Regions from separate parts of the Homo sapiens genome. Here region 1 is linked to region 2. A link is a contact called in ENCODE POLR2A ChIA-PET data. All regions are on one chromosome and are shown on one strand. Each heading gives the region's core, a stretch centred on a gene start or an enhancer-like site at or near the end of the contact. The rest is flanking DNA. Distances are from core to core; before and after follow the strand shown.

The links. ChIA-PET counts read pairs that join two places held with the same protein, here RNA polymerase II (POLR2A).
Region 1: POLR2A ChIA-PET joins it to region 2 with 15 read pairs in activated CD8-positive, alpha-beta memory T cell. The contact joins two enhancer-like sites. POLR2A ChIA-PET finds 5 or more read pairs at or near these places in 4 of 52 experiments (BJ, HepG2, RWPE1 and 1 more).

The regions. Positions count from the first base shown.
Region 1 is chr11:75,819,854-75,825,324 of GRCh38, forward strand. All of the region lies in intron 1 of UVRAG (UV radiation resistance associated), which reads left to right. Among named protein-coding and RNA genes, the nearest start is that of UVRAG, 7.4 kb to the left of the region's middle. RefSeq lists an enhancer at 4,563-4,642. Within about 2 kb of position 3,827, at least 4 of the 41 ENCODE cell types and tissues checked have a DNase peak (open chromatin) inside an H3K27ac peak, as active enhancers do.
Region 2 is chr11:75,261,439-75,266,762 of GRCh38, forward strand. It overlaps ARRB1 (arrestin beta 1), which reads right to left. Exons shown (of 16, transcript NM_004041.5): 16 at 1-4,836. The coding sequence ends at 4,725. Among named protein-coding and RNA genes, the nearest start is that of TPBGL, 23 kb to the left of the region's middle. RefSeq lists enhancers at 421-920, 1,279-2,210, 4,245-4,746, 4,747-5,246 and a silencer at 4,567-4,656. Within about 2 kb of position 2,578, at least 8 of the 41 ENCODE cell types and tissues checked have a DNase peak (open chromatin) inside an H3K27ac peak, as active enhancers do.

The DNA of each region.
Region 1 (5,471 bases), core at 2,577-5,076, 560 kb after region 2:
AGCTATTTGGAGGCTGAGGCAGGAGAATTGCTTGAACCTGGGAGGCAGAGGTTGCAGTGAGCTGAGATGGCGCCATTGTACTCCAACCTGGGCGACAAGAGCGAAACTGTCTAAAAAAAATTATTTCGTTCTTTTATTTTTATTTTTTTTAGAGACAAGATCTTGCTCTGTTGCCCAGCCTGGAGTGCAGTTGGCTCACTGAGGCCTCAACCTCCTGGGATCAAGTGATTATCTTGCCTCAGCCTCCCTAGTATCTAGGACTACAGGCATGTGCCACCATACCAGTTAATTTTTTTAAGTTTTTCATAGAGATGGGGTCTTGCTGTGTTGCCCAGGCTAGTCTCAAACTCCTGGCCTCAAGATATCCTCCCGCCTTGACCTCCCAAAGTGTTGGGATTATAGGCATAAGCCACTACGCCCAGCCAGAAAATTTTATACTTATAGAAAAATTGAGAAGATAGTACAGAAAGTTCCCATATACTCTATACCTAGTTTCACTTATTCTTTTTTTTTTTTTTTGAGACGGAGTCTCACTCTGTCACCCAAGCTGGAGTGGAGTGGTGCGATCTCCGCTCACCGCAACCTCCGCCTTTCAGGTTCAAGCGATTCTCCTGCCTCAGCCTCCTGAGTAGCTGGGATTACAGGCATGCACCACTGTTCCTGGCTAATTTTTGTATTTTTGGTAGAGATGAGGTTTTGCCATGTTGGCCAGGCTGGTCTTGAACTCCTGAGCTCAGGTGATCCACCTGCCTTGGCCTCCCAAAGTGCTGGGATTACAGGCATGAGCCACCGCACCCGGCCTCACTTATTCTTAACATCTGCCTTGACATATGGTACATTTGTTAGAATTAATGAATCAATATTTATATATTATTGACTAAAAAAGTCCATAGTTCATTTAGATTTTCTTAGTTCTGAACAACTGTGGCCAGGCCTGGTGAGTCATGCCTGTAACCCCAGCACTTTGGGAGGGTGAGGCAGGAGGATTGCTTGAGGCAGGAGGATTGATGTCAAGGCTGCAGTGAGCCCTGATTGCACCACTGCACTCCAGCCTGGAAGACTGTGATTAAATGTGATTAACTATATGTACAACATAAAATTTGCTGTTTAAATAATTTTTAAGTATACAATATAGTGGCATTAAAAACATACTTAATGTTATACAACCATCATCACTGTATATTTCCAGAATGTTTACATCATCCCAAACAGAAAACAACTCCCCATTCTCGCCTCCTACCAGCCCCTGGTAAATTCTGTTCTACTTTCTGTCTCTATGAACTTCACTATTCTGGGTACCTCATATAAGTGGCATTATACAGTATTTGTCCTTTTATGTTTGGCTTATTTCACTTTGCAATGTTTTCAAGGTTCATCCATGTTGCAGGGTATGTTAGAATTTCATTCCTTTTTTAAGGCAGATGGTATTCCGTTGTATGTATATACTACATTTTGTTTATTCATTCATCTCTTGATGGGTCCTTTGTTTGTTTGCTAATTTGTTTTGAGACGGGGTCTCACTCTGTTGCCCAGGCTAAAGTGCAGTGGCATGATCATGGCTCACTGCAGCCTTGACTTCCTGGGGTCAAGTGATCCTCCCACCTCAGCACCCCCGCAAGTAGCTGAGACTACAATGGCATGTGCCTCCACGCCCAGCTAATTTGAAAATTTTTCGTAGAAATGAGTCTCACTCTGGTCTCAAACTCTTGGGCTCAAGAGATCCTCCTGCCTTGGCCAACCAAAGCAGTGTTGAGATTACAGCATGAGCCACCACACCCAGCCAACCCTTAGTTTTTACCTGATGTCCTTCTTCCGTGCCAGGATCCTGTCTGGATACCACATTGTATTTAGTTGTCCTGTCTCTTGCCTCCTCTTAGCTGTGGCAGTTCCTCAGACTTTCCTTGTTTTTGATGGCCTTGACAGTTTTGAGTATTGGTCAGGTGTTTTGTAGGATGCCACTCTTCTGGAATTAGTCTGATGTTTTTTCTTATGATTAGACTAGGGTGGTGGTGTTTTGGGAGCAAGACTTAAGAGGTAAAGTGCCATTTTCATATATTACGTACATATTATTAACATGATTTATCACTGTTTTTTTTTTTTTTTTTTTTGAGACAGAGTTTCGCTCTTGTTGCCCAGGCTGGAGTGCAATGGCACAATGTCAGCTCACTGCAACCTCTACCTCTCAGGTTCAAGCAATTCTTCTGCCTCAACCTCCTGAGTAGCTGGGATTACAGGCACCCGCCACCATGCCCAGCTAATTCTTCTATTTTCAGTAGGACGGGGTTTCACCATGTTGGCCAGGCTGGTCTTGAACTCCTGACCTCAGGTGATCCACCCACCTTGGCCTCCCAAAGTGCTGGTATTACAGGCATGAGCCACCATGCCTGGCTGATTTATCACTGTTGATTCTAACTTTTATCATCACCAGCTGTGGTAGCATATGATAGGAAAGGCAAACTAGCTGTTTTCTCCTATTACACTGTTATACTATCAGCATAACCCTTCTGACATTAGATGTGTGGGGCTTTTTCCCCACACACCAAGCGATCCTCCAGTGAACACCAATATGGTGTCCTATGATTCAATTCAATTCTGCCACAATCTCCTTAGAGTTAGTATCATATTCCACAAGTTAAAGGCTCAGACCCATAAAACTGTCCCCTACTTCACATGCCAGACGTAAGTCTGGGTCTCTGGAACTTCTTACCGACTGGCTATAAATTGGGGGTTCCTATGTTCCCCTCCTCAGGCTCAGTCATTTACTAGAGCAGCTCACGGAACTCAAGAAAGCACCTTGCTTGCACTTACTGTTTTTTTTTTTTTTTTAAATAAACAATATTACACAGGATACAGACGAGCAGCCAGATGGAAGATATCATAGGGAACAGTATGGGGGAAGTGGCCCAGAGCTTTCATGCCCTCTCATGGCAGCTCCACCCTCCACATGTTCAGCAACCCAGAAACTCTCCAAAACCTGTAGTTCTGTGATTTGTATGGAGGCTTCATCATGTAGGCATGATCAATTATTAAGTCAGTCTTCAGCCCCTCTCCCCTTCCTGGAGGATGGGGAGTGGGGCTGAAAGTTCCAAGCTTCTGATCATGGCCTGGTCTTTCTGGTGACCATTCTCCTTCTAGGAGCTCACCAAGAGTTGTCTCATTAGAACAAAGGATGTTCCTCACCTAGGAAACGCTGAGGGACTAGGCGTTGTGTCTGGAACTGGGGTCAAAGACCAAATATGAAAAGTAAAGATTCTCCTAGTACCCCTATGGCACCCAGGGAATGACAGAGGTTTTAAGAGCTCTGCACCAGGAACTGTGTACAAAGACCAAAGTATATATTTATTATTGTAAATTGAAGGGCCACAGGTAGTGTTTGTCAGGTTTCTCTGCTATAAGGTTACTCTTCCTCCCCTTCCCTCTATACTGTAGTCTTTGGAAGGAAGTCACTATGTGTAGTCCACACTTGAGTGAGATCTGTGCTCCCCCTTCTTGAGGGTAGAGTATCTACATAAATTATTTGGAATTTTTCTGTATGGGAGATTAAATCATGGCTCATTTCAGCCTCTAACTCCTGGACTCAAATTATGTGCCTCAGCCTCCCAAGTAGCTGGGACCACAGGTGCACACCACCATGCCTGGTTCATTTTTTAATTTTAATTTTTGTAGAGACAGAGTCTTGCTATATTGCCCAGGCTGGTCTCTACCTCCTGGCTTCGAGCAATCCTCCCGCCTTGGCCTCCCAAAGCATTGGTATTACAGGCATGAGCGACTGCACTGGGCCGGTAACTTAAAGTCACACAGAGTGTCAACAAAGGGACTACAATCTAGGTGTTTCCTGTTTGCCCTAGACACCCATTCTTTGCAGGGTTCTGGTGAAAAGTTTTAAGTACCTCAGAGTTTGGGACCATCAGGCTTTATATTTTATTTCCTACAGCACTTGTGCCTAACACTGTGCTGATGATTTAGTAGGAACTCATGTACAGTTTTTTTGTTTATGAGTCTTTCCCTTGAAGAACTTTACAGCCTAAAGAGAACAAGGAAAGATTGGATTCAGTGGTATTGAAACCCATGCAAAAAAACATGATAGAAGCAGAAAAGTAGATCTAAAGCTTGATTTTGCTGTATAGGATAAATATTTTCCCTTTCTGTGTTTATGTTTATTTGGATACCCTACTTTTGCTAATCTAATTTAATCATTTTTCTATTACTAAAAAAAAAATCAGCTTTATTGGCAAGGCCGTTCATCTTATCAGGAACATGTGCCTCACGCAATGCACTACCATGCCGTGTACATTCATTCCTTCTGCAAATATTTACTAAGCCCCTTGTAACTCGAAGAAAAAATGTAATATATAGTTGAGTATCTAAAAAGTAAAATGATGGCAATTTTTTGTGCTGGTTTGGCTCTTATAAATAAAATGATATGAGGAAGCCTCAGAAACTTAAGATATCAGCATCTTGAAATCATTATTTTTATGTGACAAAATGCTATTAGGAATTTATGTTTTTTGTTTGTTTCTCTTTTTCCTGTGAAAATGAGTTTTTTTTTTTTTGAAAGGAAAAGCTATGTTTATTTAGTGTTTACTTTAAAATGTCTCTACAGGATCACAATTCTTTGTGGTAGAAAATTCAGAAGTGAAACTGACTAGAAATAGAGCACAAGCAGAATTGAAACTAATAAGTTGGGCCTGAAGTGAAACGTATGGTAGAATGAAAAAAAATTAGATTTTCATAGTTTCCAAATGTGTATTTTTGATAAGCTGTGTATTTTTACCTGTCAGACATGTTACTGCTGGGGAGAAAAAGAAGTTTGTCATTTTTTTTTTTTTTTTTTTTTTGAGGCGGAGTCTCACTCTGTCGCCCAGGCTGGAGTGCAGTGGCACGATCTCGGCTCACTGCAAGCTCCGCCTCCCGGGTTCACGCCATTCTCCTGCCTCAGCCTCCCTAGTAGCTGGGACTACAGGCGCCTGCCACCACGCCCGGCTAATTTTTTGTATTTTTAGTAGAGATGGGGTTTCACCGTGTTAGCCAGGATGGTCTCGATCTCCTGACTTCATGATACGCCTGCCTCGGCCTCCCAATGTGCTGGGATTACAGGCGTGAGCCAGCGCGCCCGGCCAAGTTTGTCATTTTCAACGTACTGGAATGTGTACAGCTACAAACTGAAGGTGTTTTAGAAAAAGACATCTGTCTTATGAGAGAGGTTGAAACATTTTAGGTTTATGCTTTGTTTTAGGTTTAATGACATAAGTAATGTCTTTTTTTTTTTTTTGAGACAGCGTTACCCTGTTGTCGCCCAGAATGGAGTGCAATGGCACGATCTCAGCTCACTGCAACCTCTGCCTCCCAGGTTCAAGTAATTCTCCTGCCTCAGCCTCCCGAGTAGCCTCCCGAGTAGCTGGGGTGCCCACCACCCCACCTGGCTAATTTTTGTATTTTTAGTAGAGACGGGTTTCACCACATTGGCCAGA
Region 2 (5,324 bases), core at 1,328-3,827:
CGGCGGAAATGGGAGGAGGGCTGGAAACCTATCCTTTGCCTCCACTCCCATCTTCCCACTTTAGCATCCCCTGACAAAGCTCTGTGGAATATCAGGGGTTCCGCAGCACCTGGTTTGAAAACCACTGTGTCAGTGTCTACAAACCATAGGCCCCACGGACCTGTGCTTTGACTTCCCTTTTGGGGTGACGAGTTGGAGTGTGATGGGGGGAGGATGTTTCCCCTTCAACAGGGCGTGTCTTTGAAGCCGCTGTGCAGTGACCCTGTGGGGAAGTGGTAGAGGTGGGGTCCTGCCACTTTCGTCCAGGAGGAATGGCAGAAGAGATGGAGCTGCCTGGGCCAGGAGGAAACACCAAGCCCAGTGCAGGCCGTATAGATGAGGGTTCAGGAGTGTTTTGGTCCTTTTGAGTTTAAAAAATTATAGATATCAGAACAGGCATAGGCCTATGTCCATGAGACCCTATAAGAGTGTAAGACTGGGACCTAACCCCTTCCTCCTGGATGGGTGGAGAGCAACCAGTCCCCAGTGACAGGCAGGAGAGAAGCTGCCGCTCTGGGATGCTGACGCCACTGCATCCGCTGTGGCTCGGCTCTCAGGACAAAAGGCTTGGGTTTTTCCTGGGCCCGAAGCCCTCCCAATGTCACTGAGAAGCTGTGGTGGCTCCAGTTGCTCCTGGAAGAGGCCTTACACTTTGAAGGGAAGGAACAGACAATTTCTATTTCTCCTTGCCCTTAGATTTCTGCGGATGGGTGGTTTCAGCTCCCTGAGCCTGGGGGCTGGTGGCTCTCTTTAACCTGGGTCAGAGCCAAGGCCCCTTGGCCTCTGTGGGGTCTGAGAGATGGGAGATGTGACACCAGGCCTAGGAGGGTCCAAGATGTCCCCCTCCACCAATCACTGACAATATCCAGGTCTTCCCTCTGTGTCCTGGTTGCTGGGACCACTATTTTTGGGCATGATATTCCTGAATTGTATCTAAATTTCCCTCTCAGCTGGGTCATCAAAGCCAAATTGGCTGTATCTCATTCTGGTTGACATCTGCCTAAGTGAGAAGCAGGGCAAGCGATGAAGACTGGTGGGGAGGGCTCCTCCTGCAGCAAACTTTCTGTGTGACCTTGGGCCATCCCTGCAGTGGCAGGGCCACACACATCCAGCCATTTTCAACTTACAGAGCCCTGACCGCTGACTTTCATCTCATCTGGGCCTCATAACAATTCCTGCGTCAGGCAGGGAAGGGATTACAATCCCATTTTACAGTTAGGGAAATTGAGCCCCAGAGGTTGAGTAGCTTGCCCAAGCCCCCCAGGTGGTTGGTGACAGGCAGGACTGAGAGGCGGCATTGGGGACTTCCAGGACAGAGTTCCTTTCACTGCACCATGTAGGAACCAGCTTGTCAGGAACTCTCCCACAGAACCAACAGCCAGGTGAACCCACTCTAGCAGGTCTGAGCTTTGAGGCTGAGGAGAGGTGCAGCCAAATAACTCAGTCCTTATCTTCATGGGGACTGAACTCTTCCCCTGGGTGGAATGCTGAGGAGGTCCCGCTGGCTCTCTGCTCGGTGGGTTTTCACCGGGGCATGCTTTTCCTTCCTGCCCGGACCGGTGTCCACACGCCACCCACAGGGCACACTGCAAAGTCCCAGTGACGGATGGCTTGGCCAGTGCAGGCCCCAAACACTTGGCAGAGAAACCGCCAGTACTGTGGGATGGTGCCTGGGGCCTAGTGAGGCTCCCCCACCCCTAGTTTCACTTCAAGGTATCACCTGGGCAGGCTGACTCCAGAAAGGAAAGGGGCCCTGCAGAGAAGCACTGGCTCGGCCATGTTTGGGGGCTGGGAGGTGGTGCCTGGAGTTGACCAGAAGCTTGGAAACATGACCTGCGGCTTCCTCTCCAGGAAGAGGCTGAAGGAAACACTTTGGCCTGTGTGTCCCTCGAGGCTGCAGCGTATGGCCGTGCAGCAGGGCACCTCTGGCCAAGGGGCAAGGGGTGCTAAAATCCAACCTGTGTGTCACTCCCAAAGCTGTGCGTTCTAGTGTAGGTCTGAATCCACCTGGAAAGGGCACCGTCTTCTAATTCACATCAAGGCACCATAGGGACCAGCAGCCACCAGGAGCCCTGAAGGCAACTGCCCTCTATTACTTATCCCTACAACGTTTCCCTGACCATGGGCTTCCTGAGGACAGGGGCTGGGACTGACCCATCTCTGTGGCTCCAGTACTTGGCATAGAGCTGAGTCATCAGCAAAGGATGGTAGGCTGAATTCAACTAAATTTGGCCATTGCCTTGTGCAGTCCTGGCTCCAGGAGAAAAAAAAAAAAAAAAGATAGTGCTCTGATCCTTCCCTGCAGCTGGAGAAATTTGCTAAATAACACTGGGCTAAACCCAAAAGGGTGAGCGTGATGTTGAGGTGCAGGAGGCTCGGGAAACCAGCCTGACAAACGTTTTCCATGCATGAGTTAGGGATAGGGGAAGAAGTCTGCAGGAAAGAGGTCATCCCAAACACTAAAGGATCTTGTGTCAGCCCCAAAGGTTTCAGAAGACACTGGAGGGCATATGTTTGCCATGCATTGCTCCAGCATTTCATCAGCTCTGCGCCTGCCCAGATGAGGTGCAGCCTGCCCAGCAAGCTCTAGGAGGGGCTGGATGCCTGGGGGACCTGCAACTAGGCCCTCAAGACTGGACAGGGTAGTACGACAGCCCCCAGCTGACTTGGTTCTGGTCTGGGGAGGGGTCCCTTGGGTTGAGTGGTCATGAGACTCAGAAGTCGCGCTGCCAGGCTTGTGAAACAGGTGATTTCACCACAGGAAATAAGTCACACTGCCTGCCCCAGGAGGTGCTGGACTGGAAAGGATTGAGATGCCACTTGTATAAGATTTTTTGTCTCCCTTTTCAGACAAGTATGGGAGAGAGATGGAAGGGAGCAGAAACTGAGGAGAGAGCCCTTGTCCTGCTAATCAATATATTTGCCTGGGTAAACCTCAGGGTGTCTGTGCCCACAGGGGGCTGTGAGGTACTGCAAGCCCTATCATAAGCCCCTCAGCCAAGCCTCAGCAAAGATATGCTCTGTCCCTCCTTGGGCAACTCATGCTACCTATGGCCACAGCCTGACATCAATCCCTTCCCAGTCTTGGGCACAGGGTGGGGTTGAGGGCAGTTGGTGCTCCATAGGGCCCTGCCACCTCTGAGGTCCAATAAATCCCCTCTGGAGGCAGAGAGACCAGTCAGCAGCTCTGGCTCTACCCACCAGACCAGGAGCTCTAATGTTCACAAATTCTTGGTGGCCAGAGCTAGGAAGGCCCATTGTGATCATCTGGTCAAACTCCTTGCTTTCCCAAGTGAGAAACTGAGGCCCAGAGTGGGGAAGGAACTTGCCCAAAGTCACACAGTAAGTTATTCTCAAAGGCCAGGCAAAGAGGATAACTCCTAACACTTTCTATCTCATCTCCCATCTGGCTTCTTGCCCCAGGAACTGCCCCAGGTCTCAATCAACCCAACACCAGCTAATGCGTACTGGGTACCCATGACACTGGGAGCTATTGGAGGTCATCAACTCACCAAGAAAAGAAGGGGCTTATTTGCTACCCAGCAGCCTCCTTCCCTTCGGGTGAGGATATCTCAGTGGATGCTGCCACCTTCTGAGATAGGACCCCCTTTGACTGTGGCATGGTGGCCTCAGGCACTCTCTCCCAGTCCATAGGGTCAGTCCAGCCCTGGAGAATGGCAGGGGGAAGCAGGAGGATACTAGTGGCCTCGGCCCCCGCTGGACACCCATCCTCACTTCCTGCATGACCATGTGAAGTCCACAAGGAAGGGACATAAGGCAGACTCTCCTCTCCCCGCCCCCTGCCCCCATCTCTGAGCGCCCCCCTTCGGGAACCCTCCTCAGGAGCTTCAGCTCACTCTGCTGGGGGCTGGTGCTTGCTGAAGACCCCCTCCCTCCCTCCCTCTGCTTTTCTCTCTGTGCATATCTCTAGACAGGGCCATGCACTTGAAATACAAGGTAGCTAAGATGTCACAGCCTGACAGTACTGAAATATACTTGGGTGAGTCCACACAGCTTGCCTCAGTCTAGGTAACTGCTGGTAAGAAAGTCAGTCCAGTTGCTTTTCTCTACTCCTGGGGTCTACGAACTTTCACCAACATCACTATCAGACACAGAGGGACATCAGGTGGGGAGGAGGGTGAAGGCAGAAGGTCTTTGGTGGGTCAGAACTTCAAAAAGGCATTGAGAATCTGTCCACAGTTCTGCCCCTCCCAGCCAGAAGGAGGTGGCCTTCAACGCGGTCATCTTTTAGCTGCCAGAACTTTGTTAACCACCTGGGACCGTGGACATCTTCTCTCGTGTCTTGAGCCCTCATCCCCACCCCTCCAAGCCCTCATGCCCACCACACCGTGTCCCACATTCCCCATCCTCCCCTGTCTGCTCCCCATCTCAAGTCCAATTCCAAGGCCAGAGCCCTGGCAGCTTTTCTGGGAGACAGCATGAAAAGGAGGGGAGTGGAGATGGCAGAGATGGGGTGGAGCCAGTGCGCTGTGGTCCTGTTGGCGTGGTGATGTGGGGCCAATCCTGAGGCCAGAGGTTCATCACCGTGATCTGGAAGCCCACGGGGCCCCCTGGTAGAAACTGGAAGAACAAAGGGGAAAAGAAACCAGAACAGGAAGAAGACGAGTAAGCATCCGAGTGCACGAGAGTGGAGCCGGAGCCACGTGGAGGCAGGGCCGGCCCGTCTATCTGTTGTTGAGCTGTGGAGAGCCGGTACCATCCTCCTCTTCCTCCTTGTCATCCTTCATGCCTTTCAGTCTCTGGCGAGCAAAGTCCTCAAATACAATGTCGTCATCACTGGTGGGAGAGACAAGGAAAATGTGGTGTGTTTGCAGGGGCAGGGAGAGTAGGCTTATCCAGAGGCCCGGCCAGATGTGACTCAGAGTATGGCTCTGGGGCCGGGGAGAACCACCCTCTCTGAGGTCTCTGGCCTCTGGGGCTGACCATGAGCAGAAAGGCCTGTCTGGCTGGCACATGTGGATGCCACCTGTGGCAGTGGGGACAGTCACATCAGGACTCGGGCCAGTCATGAAAGGGGCAGAGAGGGGCATGAATTTGACTCTTGTGCCTGAGGGCTAGAAAAGTAACCTGGTTCTTTAGGAGGTGGGGGGAGCAGTGTGGCTCTGTAGCCAGAGGAAGGACTTATTCCCACTGTGAGAGGCCAGGCCACCAGTAGTTTCACAGCATGTTCTGAATCCCCCAAGAATAGGCCCGGCAAACCCCACCCCACCACCCAGAAAACTACCCTTAGGAAGCATTCCCGTTTCTGGACAGCAAGGAGTAGT